Regions from separate parts of the Homo sapiens genome. Here region 2 is linked to region 1. A link is a contact called in ENCODE Hi-C data. All regions are on one chromosome and are shown on one strand. The core of a region is the stretch at or near the end of the contact, and the rest is flanking DNA. Distances in the headings are between cores, read along the strand shown.

What was found. Hi-C counts contacts between places; a loop is a spot of excess contacts on that map. Pooled maps may share reads with other maps.
Region 2: a loop to region 1 is called in a map of naive thymus-derived CD4-positive, alpha-beta T cell, with 17 times the contacts of the local background. The contact joins the promoter of ZEB1-AS1 here to the promoter of WAC-AS1 in region 1. A Hi-C loop is called at or near these places in 2 of 168 maps with a recorded cell type or tissue (CD4-positive, alpha-beta memory T cell and naive thymus-derived CD4-positive, alpha-beta T cell) and 8 of 50 pooled maps.

Annotation. Positions count from the first base shown.
Region 1 is chr10:28,527,367-28,533,603 of GRCh38, reverse strand. WAC-AS1 (WAC antisense RNA 1) reads left to right here and starts at 1,250. Exons shown (of 3, transcript NR_033805.1): 1 at 1,250-1,869. It overlaps WAC (WW domain containing adaptor with coiled-coil), which reads right to left and starts at 486. Exons shown (of 14, transcript NM_016628.5): 1 at 1-486. The coding sequence starts at 24. RefSeq lists silencers at 3-82, 293-442, 813-1,232 and enhancers at 593-782, 403-1,086.
Region 2 is chr10:31,314,444-31,320,728 of GRCh38, reverse strand. ZEB1-AS1 (ZEB1 antisense RNA 1) reads left to right here and starts at 1,634. Exons shown (of 3, transcript NR_148979.1): 1 at 1,634-1,833. It overlaps ZEB1 (zinc finger E-box binding homeobox 1), which reads right to left and starts at 1,513. Exons shown (of 9, transcript NM_001174096.2): 1 at 1,437-1,513. The coding sequence starts at 1,494. RefSeq lists silencers at 939-1,028, 1,069-1,518, 2,259-2,318.

The sequences.
Region 1 (6,237 bases), core at 1-2,500:
CTGTTTCCTCGCATACATTACCATCAATGCCCGGCCTGTGAGTGTGTGTCGGGGAGGGGGGAGAGCGGCCGCGAAAGGCGGGCGGGCGCGCAGGCGGCGGCGGCGGCGGGCGGCGGGCAGCCCCGGCACCTGGGCCCGGCGCGCCCTCGGCGACTCTCATCAGCTCCCAGTTACTGGCGCCGGCGCTCCCGGGCCATCTCCCTCCGTCGACACCACGCTCACTCTCAGCCGGGGCAGCGGCGCCAACTACACGGCGGCACCGCGAACCGGGGGGAGGGGGGCAAGACGACGCGTCCGGCTCAGCCCCGCGGAGAGCGACTGCCTCCTCCGCCTTCTCCTCCTCCTGCTCCGCCGCCTCCTCCCCTCCTCCCCCCGCCGCCGCCGCTGCTGCCGCCGCCTGGTCCTTCTTCTCCTCCTCCTCCTCCCGCCGCCGCCGCCGCCGCTGGTGCCGCCGCTGCCGCTCCACCAACTACATCCGGGCAACTCGGACGCTGCCGCCTTCGGGAAACCTCGGCAGTTTCCGCCGGGCCCCTCCTCTCCCACCCTCGGCCTTCCTCCCCGCACCGCGCGGGTCCGGAACACCGCCCTCGGCAAACCTCGGCTGGCTCCGGCCTTTCTCCTCCTCTGAGGCCTGGATCTTCTCTTCGCGACCAGTCTGCCCTTTCCTTCTTTTCCTCACTCGCGAGTCGGCCACCGCCGTTCCCGTTTAGGGATAGTCTCGCTCGGGCGCCTGCTCGAGGCTGATCTCAGGGGCTCCGGGCTGCGCAGGGAGGGAGCCGCCTTCCGGAAGAGGACGGTGGGGCGCGAGGGAAGCCATCGCGGACTAAATAAGGGAGGCTGCAGCGGCTGCGCGTGCGCCCAGAGGCGCAGCGGGAGGGGGTGCTCTCGGGCGAGCTCTCCGGCCGCGGCCCCCGCCCCTGCGCTGTCGGGCGGGGAGGTCGGAAACCCCCTGGCGAGACCACGGGCGGACGCTTCCCGAAGAGCTGCCTGGGCTGCAGCCGCGGAAGCTGCGTTCTGGGGAGCGGGGAGCGTGCTCCGGCGCCTTCGGGCCGCTGCTGGAAGCCGGAACCGAGCCCGGGCCGCTGCCCCTCACCGGACGCCGCGCGCCACCGGCCCTCCGCGGGGCAGGGGCTGCTGCGAGCTCGCCGGGCGCCCTTTAGACGTAAGTCTCACCCTGCGCCCCGAGGCAGGAAGGAGCGCGTGCAGTCCCGGCCAGAAACGGCTAATAGGAAGGGCTGAGGGGTTCTGTGTTCAAGGCAGAAGGCCGTGCGTCAGGGCGGCCCTCAGCGGAGATGCGTGCACGGAGCGGGGAGCGCCGCTCGGGGCAGGGAATGAAAGCGGCGCTTGAGACTGGAAATTTAGGGAGATGAGTTCCTTGGGAACAACGCTGAACCATCTCACTGCCCCACCCTACCCCTTGTTATTTTTTTTTGAGACAGGTCTCGCGCTGTCGTCCAGTCTGAGTGCAGTGACGCGATCACGGCTCACTGCAGCCTCGACCTCCGGGGCTTACGGGTCATCCCACCTCAGCCCTCTAAGTAGCTGGCACCACGGGCATGCACCACCACACCCGGCTAATTTTTTAAAAAAAGTTTTTCCGGAGATAGGGTCTCGCTGTGTTACCCAGGCTGGTCTCGAACCCCTGGCCTGAAGCGATCCTCCCGCCTCGGCCTCCCAAAGTGCTGGGATTACAGGCGTGAGCCACTGCGCTCGGCTTTTCACCCCTTTCTAACGTTTTCCATCCCTTTCTAACGTTTTCCATACCCAGCGGTGCCCTGCCCACCCTCTCTTTATCTCTCACTTTTCCCTCCTCTGTTTCTTCCTCGCTGAAGTCCATTGGTGAAAGAAAATTCATGTGAAAGTTCTCAGGTGTGTTAAGTGAAATTGCTACAAATTTGATTTTATGTACTGCTGCAGGTACATTGAGAGAAGAAACGTGAAGTATACCAAACAACCGTTAGTTGAGAGTGGTGGTATTCGGGTGATTGGTTGACTTTTTTTTTTTTTTTTGCACTATTTGTAAGGCAACATAGTTTAATGAAAAGAATTGTGGTAAACATAATTAGGTGATTAACACAGAAGAGGCAAATAGTAAACAAGTCAGAAGAAACAACCCCCTCCAAAAAATAAAAAGTAACTGATTTACTTGGTATCCAAGAAGTTACGTTATTGCTAGACCTAATAGAATGGAGAGATGGAATGATGTAGGGAGAAAGGCTCTGAAATCACAACTGGTTGGAAAAAAAATTTTAATTACATAATCTTATTTGTCACATCCATCTGCCAGATGTAGAGCTTATTGCTGTTTGTGGAGATGTGCAGACCAATAAAAAGCCTATTTAATGCTCTCTTAAACTACCAGTAACTAAAAAAAAAAATTGACAGTGACTGAAATTATGAAAACAAAAAAATTCGGTAGCATCTTAACATGTAATTTCTGACATATTTGTAGTGAATCCATTGAAGACAAACATCAGAGGAGTACAACAAATAACATTTCATAGAAACTTTGAAAACTGGCAGCAAAATTACTACTAATTTGTTTGATAACTAGATGTCTGCTGAAATTGGTATAAACCATTTGCTCAAAAGTAGCCAGGCATGGTGATGCATGCCTGTATTCCTAGCTACTCCCAGAGGCTGAAGCTGAACAATCACTTTAGTCCAGGAGTTCGAGACTGCAGTGAGTCATGATCACACCAGTGCACTCCAGCCTGGACGACAGAGGGAGACCCTGTCTCAAAAAGTAAATAGGCCGGATGCAGTGGGTCATGCCTGTAATCCCAGCACCTTGGGAGGCCAAGTCAGGTGGATCATTTTGAGGTCTGGAGTTTGAGACTAGCCTGGCCAACATTTTGAAACCCCATCTGTACTAAAAATATAAAAGTTAGCCAGGTGTGGTGGTGTGCGCCTGTAATCCCAGTTATTCGGGAGACTGAGGCAGGAGAATCACTTGGGCCTGGGAGGCGGAGGTTGTGGTGAGCCAAGATCTTGCCACTGCACTCCAGTCTGGGTGACAGTGAGACACTGTCTCTAAATAAAACCACATTATCAAAAGTCTGATCTGCTCTCCTTTACAGAAATACTTTATCTTTACTTCTCTCTCGAACCCACAGACTTCATTCCCACACTTCTGGACCTGTTCAAGATCATCTGTAGCATCCATGTTTTCAAGTCTGATTTTTATTTCTCAGTCTTCATCTCCACTTGTCAGCAGCATTTGACACAGCTGATAACTTTCTTCTCCTTAAAGTTCCTTATCTTGCCTACCAGGATTTCATTTTCTTTCTTGCTTCTCTTCCTTCCCAAATGGCTGTTCCTTAGACTCCTTACTGGTTTCTCCTTCTTTTCCAGCCTCTAAATGCTGGAGTGGCGTGAGATTCAAATCTTACAACCCGCACTCCTCTGTTCTCTCTCCCTAGGCAATCTCATTCAGATCTCTGGCTGGATGAAACCCACATTTGAATTTCCAGTCCACACCTTTCCTCTGAACACAAGACTCACACTTAACTGCCTACTGTATAGCACTGCTTGAGTTTCTAACAGGCATCACAAACTTAATGTATTCAAAACGAAACTCTTAATCTCCCCCCACCCCAAACAAGTCCTGCTGAGATCTTCCCAATCTCTTGAAATGACAACTCCATTCTTCTAGTGGAGGCTAAAAACTTTGGAGTCATCTTTGATTGTTTTATATCTCACATTGACTCCATCAACAAATTTTGCCAGCATTACCTTCAAAATGTATCCACAATCTGATCTCTGTAACCCACCTCCAGCAAGTTCACTCTGGTCCAAGCCACCATCATTAAACCTGGACCGTGGCAAAGGCTTTCTAACTGATCTTGCCCTTCTATGCCTGCTTCCACATTGTTTGCTGTCTCATACAGTGCAGTAATCCCTTAAAAAGTCAGATAATATTCCAATCTTGAATAAAAGCCAAAGTTATAGCCATGATCCACTAGGCCATATGTAAACTGCCTGTTACTTCTGGCTTCTTATCCACTGACTTCTTTATTTGCTCTTTTTTTGTTTTTGTTTTTGTTTTTGTTTGAGACTGATTCTCACTGTCGCCAGGCTGGAGTGCAGTGGGATGATCTTGGCTCACTGCAACCTCTGCCTCCCAGGTTCAAGCAATGCTCCTGCCTCAGCCTCCTGAGTAGCTGGGACTACAGGCACGTGCCACCACACCCAGCTAATTTTTGTATTTTTAGTAGAGACGGGGTTTCACCATGTTGGCCAGGATGGTCTCCATCTCTTGACCTCGTGATCCACCCACCTCAGCCTCCCAAAGTGCTGGGATTACAGGCGTGAGCCACCGCGCTCAGCCCTGCTTTCTCATTCTTTTCCCACCATTCTACCCTCCCTCCCTGTTTTCTCCAGTATACCAAGCATGCCTCTGCCTCAGGACCTTTGCACTGCTGTCCCTTTGCCTGGAATCCTCTTCCCCCTTAGTACTTGCTTGGCTCACACCCTCACTTCTTCAGGTCTCTGCTTAAGTCTTGTCTTGTTTAATTGAGAACTCTACATGATGGCGCCCTACCACCATGTTGCTCCCTTAACCCTGATCTATTTTTCCTAAACCATTTGCCATATATTTTGTTTATTGGTTGTTTCCCACTAGAATGAATGCTTCATGTGGCATACCATAAATATTTGTTGAATTAAAGGATATTTGCCTGCAGAAACGTATACGATAAAAATAGCAAAATTGAATTCTCAAGAGGAAAAAGCTTGGGTTCTATTTCTGTTTGCTTTGTGAAAGAATAAAAGAATTACAAATCCAGTCCTGTTCTCACAAATAAGATGGAGGATAAAGCTAGATTATTCCTAATACAGGCAAAATATTGTAATAGATATTAAAAAATGTACATGAATTTGCATGTATAGCAAATCTTAAAGCAGATTATTTACACTGCTATCTAATGAGAAATATCAAGTTTGCAAATGAGTAAAAGACCCATATTTCAACCTGTAGACTGAATACATACCAACCAATAGAGGGGAAAAACTATCAACTCATAGGTTATATATAGGTTGACCAAGATTTTAATGTGATTCTATTGAAGGAAGAACTGAAGGAAGAACCAAAAAGTGAAATCCTCAAGCCTCTAGTTGTGAAAGGGATTTTTTTTTTTTTTTTGAGACAGAGTCTGACTCTATAGCCAGGCTGGAGTGCAGTGGTGTGATCTCAGCTCCCTGCAGCCTCCACCTCCCGGGTTCAAGCGATTCTCCTGCCTCAGCCTCCCAAGTAGCTGGGACTATGGGTGCGTGCCACCACACCCAGCTAATCTTTGTGTTTTTAGTAGATGGGGTTTCACCATGTTGGCCAGGATGGTCTCGATCTCTTGACCTTGTGACCTGCCACCTCCGCCTCCCAAAGTGCTGGGATTACAGGCGTGAACCACCACGCCTGGCCAAAAGGGACTTTAAAAAGCTTTGTTGCAATTTCTAAAACATCATAAGGATATATTTCCAAAAATTTTCACATACTTCATTTCTATCTCTTTTTTCTCTGTCCTTGCCTTCCTCACAAACTCAGCCTAGTATAGTGATTAAAAGCGTGGGTTTTAGAATCAGTATGACATTGCGTAGAGCTCAGGCTACATTATTGACTACCAACATCACCTTGGGCAAATTACTAGTCTTGAGGATTATCCTGCTTTGTCTCTAAACTTCACTTAATAGGGTATAGTACTGTTTGTGAAAAGTAATTGAAATTGTGTAAATAATTTAGCAGTACCTGGCACATACATGTTTCGCTACTGGTGGTTATTCATTTTGAAAAAATAGTATTGAAGTTCTGCGTATCAAGTCTTAGGAACATAGTGTTAAGCAAAGTCACTTGGGTTTTGCTCTTATGGAGTTTGTATTTTAAGAATAATACATAACTAAAAGGAGATGCTTTGGGATCTCAGATTTGTGATATGAAGCTTTCATTCAATTATGACGAAAAATAAGAAACTGCAACAAAAATTACTATCTAGGAAAGGGGAGTAAACACCAGGACGTCACCATATCAACATATGGTACTAGGCAGGGATGATGTAAATAATGCAATCAACAGATCTTGGGAGAATTACTTACTGACTCAAGATTGGCCATTTTTTAAAGTTCTTCCAAGTAATAGATACTAAAGTTCAGCTAATATTGAGAAGCATACCCTAAACCCTTTACCTGTGTCTGGCGAAACTTCAACCTGAGTTAATCCAACCATTCATTTTCTGAGCACCTCTG
Region 2 (6,285 bases), core at 385-2,884, 2.8 Mb before region 1:
CCGAGATAACCAGAAATACAATCAACTTACAACGTCTCTCCAAACTGGAAAAGGCGACTGTGCAACCACCACCACATGTTCAGGTCTCGATCCCTCGGGCTGTCTCTCTTTTTTTTTAACTCTCACGCCAGGCAGAGGGGTGTGTGTTTCCCTTGGCACAGCAGCACAAATCAATAAACACTGCAGCTGCGGTGCAAGTAGCAGCCCCGCGCGTCCGTCGGTCCGTCCGCCCCCTCCCCCACCCTCCTTCCACCCGAGACCCAGAGCGCCATCCAAGCCCCATTATCCGGCTTCAGCGCTCCGTGCGTCCGGCCCAGGTAACAACTTCCCCAAAAACCGAAAGAGAAAAGCGCGAGGCGCACGCACACCGGCCCATCCCGGCGCAGAGACCTCGTCTGCCCCGGGAGGGGGATCTGTCTGTGGTGCTTCCCGGTCTCTAAGCCCAGGTAACAACTCCGCAAACACACCCGCCGCCCAGCTCGCCCCCATCCGCGCGGCTCCCGGCGGCGTTAAGTGGGTACCTTTCCTGCCTTGTTCCCCGCGCCGCCCCGCCGCGCCCCGCCAAACGTGGACCCCACTCGCGGGGCTCGCCGCGGAGTCCCCAGGCCGGGGCTCTGGGCCGGGCAGCGGGAGGCGCCAGGGAGGAGGGGCGCTTAGGGACCCGCGCCCCCGCGCCTCTAATCCCCGTTACGCGAGCGCGCCCGGCCCGCGGGTCCCAACTTTACCGCCGCCGGCCGAACCCTGTCCGCCCGCGGCGCGCACAGCCGGCGCCCGCGCACACGCGCGCACAAACCCCACGCAACCCGCGGCCGCCCCGTCCCGCCGCCGCCGCAGCCCGCCTGCCGCGCGCCCACAGCCCGGCCCGAGTCGCGGGGCCCGAGCGACAGCGACGGCGCCGGCCGGGGCCGCGGCGCGCGGAAGCCACTTTGCACGGTCAGCGCCGGGCACAAGTTTGTTCCGCGGCTCCCGGGGGCCTGGGCGCTGAGGGAGAATCGCGCTGAGGGGGCCAGGAGGAGGGGGAGAGGGAGGCGCCGAAGGGCACAAGAGTGGGGAAAAGTGCGGAAAGAAGCAACAGCCGCTCCACCCGGGACCAGAAAAGTGGCCAGTGCGTCCCGGCCGCCCGCCCTGCGCCGGGGATGCGGCGGCGTCGGCGCCGGCTAACGGTCCAGGGAGGCGGCAGGGGCGGCGGGAGCCGCTAGGCGGAGAGAGACCAGGTAAGAGACATAACGGTTCAGGGAGAGCGAGCGGCCGCGGCGCGGCTCCGGCAGCGGCGGCAGCGGAGGGGGGCAGAGAGCACTACTTTCTACTTTCCCACTCCACTTTGCCGTCCCTGCCCCGGCTGCCCCCAGCCCGGCTCGCCCCCCTCACCCCCGGGGGCGCCCCGGCTGCCCAGCTCCCCCTGACTCCGCCGCTCCCCGGTCCCCTCCGCCACTCACCGTTATTGCGCCGCGGGTTCGCCTGCTTTCTGCGCTTACACCTGGGGCCATCCGCCATGATCCTCTCGCTTGTGTCTAAATGCTCGAGTCACCTCCTCCCCCTCCCTCCCCCTTCCCCCCCACCCCTCCGCCTCCACCCCTCCCCCCTCCCCACCGCACCTGGTTTACGACACTCCCGGCTTTACGACATCACCTTCCTTACACCTAGAGGCTCTCGCTCTACGGCCGGAACCTTGTTGCTAGGGACCGGGCGGTTTGCGGCAACCGTGGGCACTGCTGAATTTGAATTGAGGGGCGAGGGAAAAGTTTTCCTCAGGTGTGGTGGGGAGAGGGAGGCGGATGCCGGGAAACCGTAGGGACGCGGTCAGAAAGGCGACGGGCTGTCGGAGTTGGAAAGGTAAAGTTGGAGGCTCGGCGGCGTCCTGCCTCCGCGCTGGCCACACCCGCCGCGGCTGCCCGGGGCAGGGAGGGATCTGGCTGATTCTCCCTGTACCCTGTGCCCTCGGAGCTGCCCCTCCGAGCGCCCAGAGGTCCCCGCCTGCCTGCTTCCTGGAGGCAGGGCTACCATCAGTCCCACGCCTCGCGTGTCCGCCCCCCGCACCCCGGGGCCAAGGAAAGGGATCGCGGTCTGGACTCCCCGGGGAGTTCCCTTGATGAGGGGAAGGGCAGGTTTGGGGACGGCGAGGACACGCGGCGACCGGAGAGAGGCTACCTGACCCGCGCAGCCCGGACTCCCTTCCCTTCCCTTCCAGGGACGCCTGGTTTCCCCCCAAGCGAACCGGGATGGGAAGTGACTTCAATGAGATTGAACTTCAGCTGGATTGAAAGAGAGGCTAGAAGTTCCGCTTGCCAGCAGCCTCCTTAGTAGAGCGGAATGAGTAATACCCACACGGTGCTTGTCTCACTTCCCCATCCGCACCCGGCCCTCACCTGCTGTCACCTCGGCCTCCCACACCCGGTCCGCGCTCCCCGCCCTCTTCCTCGCGTAGAACCGTGGGATCCTAGGTGGCAGGACTCAGAGCTAAGGTATCCACAGGCCATGAATTCCTTCCTAAATGAGCGGTCATCGCCGTGCAGGACCTTAAGGCAAGAAGCATCGGCTGACAGATGTGATCTCTGAACCTGATAGATTGCTGATTTTATCTTATTTTATCCTTGACTTGGTACAAGTTTTGGGATTTCTGAAAAGACCATACAGATAACCACAAATATCAAGAAAGTCGTCTTCAGTATTAAGTAGAATTTAGATTTAGGTTTCCTTCCTGCTTCCCACCTCCTTCGAATAAGGAAACGTCTTTGGGACCAACTTTATGGAATAAATAAGCTGAGCTGTATTTCAAGTAATATAGTTATAAATTAACAATGTAGCAGTTATTGATAGAGAAATTGAGAAAACTGAAACGTGACCGGAGTATTGGAAATAACGTAGTACATCACCTAGCACAATGACACATAGTAGGTGCTCAATAAATTTATGCTTATAATTTTTGTCACTTCTATGGCAGGATTTTTTTATTAGGTTAAAATTATCTTTTAAACACCTTCCGGAATTTTAGAATATTCATTAATAATGTCTTCAAACCTTTCAACTGAAATAAATTTACAGCTGAAGTCTGATGATTTAAAGTTAGAAAGTTTAATCTTGAATATAAATGAACATTTTCTCTCCCACATTTTCTTGGGCATTTTGAGAAGTAAATGCGTTATTTATTGGTCCATGAAATGTGACTGTAAATATTCTTTGCTATACATTATGTCTATATATCTGCATTCATCCTCAATGCCAAAACTAGAATCATTAGTCTTAATGATCATTTTAAGTACAGGCAGTCCTCGCTTTCCTTGATACCATGTTAACCGAAACTTGTGTATGTCAACACGGTGTCCTTGCTTTGCTTGGTTAAGTGTGAGTTCTTCCTCCCTTTTTTTAAGAGTTGTACAATGTTTTTCAGTCGCCTACCGAATCAGGTCATAGACTATGGAATTGACCCCACCCCACCAACATTTTTACAGCTACCCTGATTTCTGACCAGAAAGGAAAAAAAAACTTTCCAGCTCTATCACACATTTTACCTACTCTTAAACTTAGGAGGTATTACAAATAGCATTTTCTCATGTTCTCTTTCTGGCCTGTACCTCCCTGCTAAGCTTCCTTCAGTGTTCATCCTCACCTCATAGAGAGATGAAGTGAAGAGACAAACAGAAGTCATTTTCTTCCTTACTTTAGTGGTTTCTGGTTTAGTTAGTTTGGGCCAAACTGTGGACAAGTACCTTTTCAGGTAACTTTTTTTTCTTATTTCTATGTCCTCAACACCTAGTGGAGTACGTAGCCAATAGTAGATGCTTAATAAACATTTCTTAAATTAATATTGTTGACCTTTTCTGACCCTGTTCTTGACAGTAAGGTACATAATCTGCCTTCATCCCTTTAGTCCTTAGGAACAGATAAAGTCATGGATATGAAAGTGATCACTGTCATTAATATCCACATTAAAATTGCTCTTGATTTTAGTTTCTCCATAATCATTTTCCCTAAACAATGAACTCTGTTCACCTTTTTTTTTAAAATATGCACAGTGAATATTACTGGTAGCCCAAATCTTCTAACATAAAATTTCCATTTTGTAAAAGCTTCTGATAAGCATATATGTTATGAATTGAATGTTTGATTATTATACTTTAATATTCTTGAAAATATTGATACCTGGACTGGAAAGAAAACAGACAAAAGTAAATCTCAGAATAAATTACTGCTTTAAACATGATGCATGTGTGACGGTTGCTTCTTATCTCTTAAATACAGCTAAAGAATAGGGGAAAAATCTTTAGAATCAATTTATAAAAGAAGATTATTAAAATTTAGGTTTATTCAAATCAAACGGTAGGGGATACTAATATATGACTTTAACATGTATCCTGCATTCTTGGTTTTAGTAATTGTAGTGCTGTCATACAGCATACATTCAATATATATGCTTATTTTTAATATGTCAATGAAATGTTAACACACTGCTTCTACTGAGCACTGGGATTATATATGCTGAAGGGAAGATATTCTAAAAATGAATTTCTATACTATTCCAAATTTACAGGGAAAAATGTAAATGGATAGAATAGTTCCAATACTGAGTTTTTTCTATAAATTTTTCATAAACCCTTTGCACCTATTTGCTTTTCATATATGATTCCTGTATAAATTAGGATAAAATTTGACATAAAATTATCTTAAGTTTAAAATGTAGAGATTTCACGGTGTTCCACATGAAGCATATCATTCCCACATACCTCTTCCAAAACACATTGAGAAGTGCAATGTATAATTCTCTAGTCTTCATCAAAATTTAAAGTTCGTTAATTTCATGGAAGGATAGCATGTAAATGCAACTCTTGAATTCAATACCTAATTTTAATCTTAGAGTTTTTGAAGGAAAAAGAATGTGATACATGTTATCCCTCAAAGTACAGAATGTAGAGGTCCCATAAAGCCGCTACTCAATTCTTGTCTCTGACCATGGCTCCTGACCTACAGTAATTCTGGATTTGCAGTTCACCGTGGAACAAAGGAGGGCAATGGTCATTTCACTGTTGCAGTCTCACCAAATTCTGCAGTCATTGAGTCAGGAAGGAAACATGACTACAGGGTGATGCAGAACCCACAGTTGGCCACAGGACCCATGCCAGCCCTTCGAATACAGCCTCCCAGGAGATATCACAGGGACAAATGTTTTCTCCATACTTCCATGTGATTTTTGTTACATAGTTTACCACAGAATGGTTCTTACCCCTCTGGGGAATGAGGCTCCTATTTTTAATGTAAGTCAATGAAATGTTAACACGTGTAGTTTCTTATTTACGAGGTGATTTTTCAGGAACGTGTGTAATACAGAGATAGATATAAATATATGGAGAAAGATGTTTGCAGGATGTCGGTGAATATCCAAAAAGTAAAACTAGTGTTTTCCATGAAGTCACAGTAATTAAAAAGGATTTCTTTCAAAGGCTGCCTCCATAGAAGTTAGATTGTAGTTTCTATTACTAATATTACTTATGAATATGAATAACATTTAATTTTTTCTACACTTAATTATATGTAGGTAACTTGAGAGGAAGCAACACACATATTTTTGATTTAAGTGAATTTTAATTATTTACCATGATATCAGTGGTCTGATAGCTGGTTTCTACTGCTGTTTTTTCTCTTTTGTATCCACGTATTTCTTTTTTCTGTCATCTTGACTTCTTTTAGCAGCTGATTGATTCTGTTACAGAGTATGGCTGTTTCTTTGACCTACAGTGCTGGTGTTCTGTAAACCACAGATCCTCAGTTACAGTCGTTGCCTCTGAACAGAGGCAAGGATTGAACATCCTTGGTGTACATGCATTTAAAATGTTTGCAATCAGTAACAGGTTTTAGATGTTCTACCATTGTATTAAACTTACATGAGAAAGATGGTGATAAATACCCTGTGTCCAATTATATCCACAACTTTAAGATCCCTGGTCACACCCTTCTCATTCTCTTCAGACCTCAGGCCTCTATTTCTTTTCTCTCTCTCTTTATCCTACTTACATAAATAGATCAGACATTGTGCCCCTCCCCCACTGTTTTACTTTGTAATCATTCCCTTCCTCTGTCTTTCTTTGTGCCCGCTCTGTTTGGATCATTTCCCTTTCTCTTTTTGTTTAAAATTTTTTGAATCGTTCCAACTCTGTGAAATGCTTTGCTTTTTCATATTATCCTTGTTATGCTCTGTCCTTCAAAGTCCATTCTCTGCCTTTCCATGCTCTGCGAGGCTGACTTCTGTGGAAGTCACGTCACCCAGGCTTCTTTGCCCTCTGGTTCCTATTT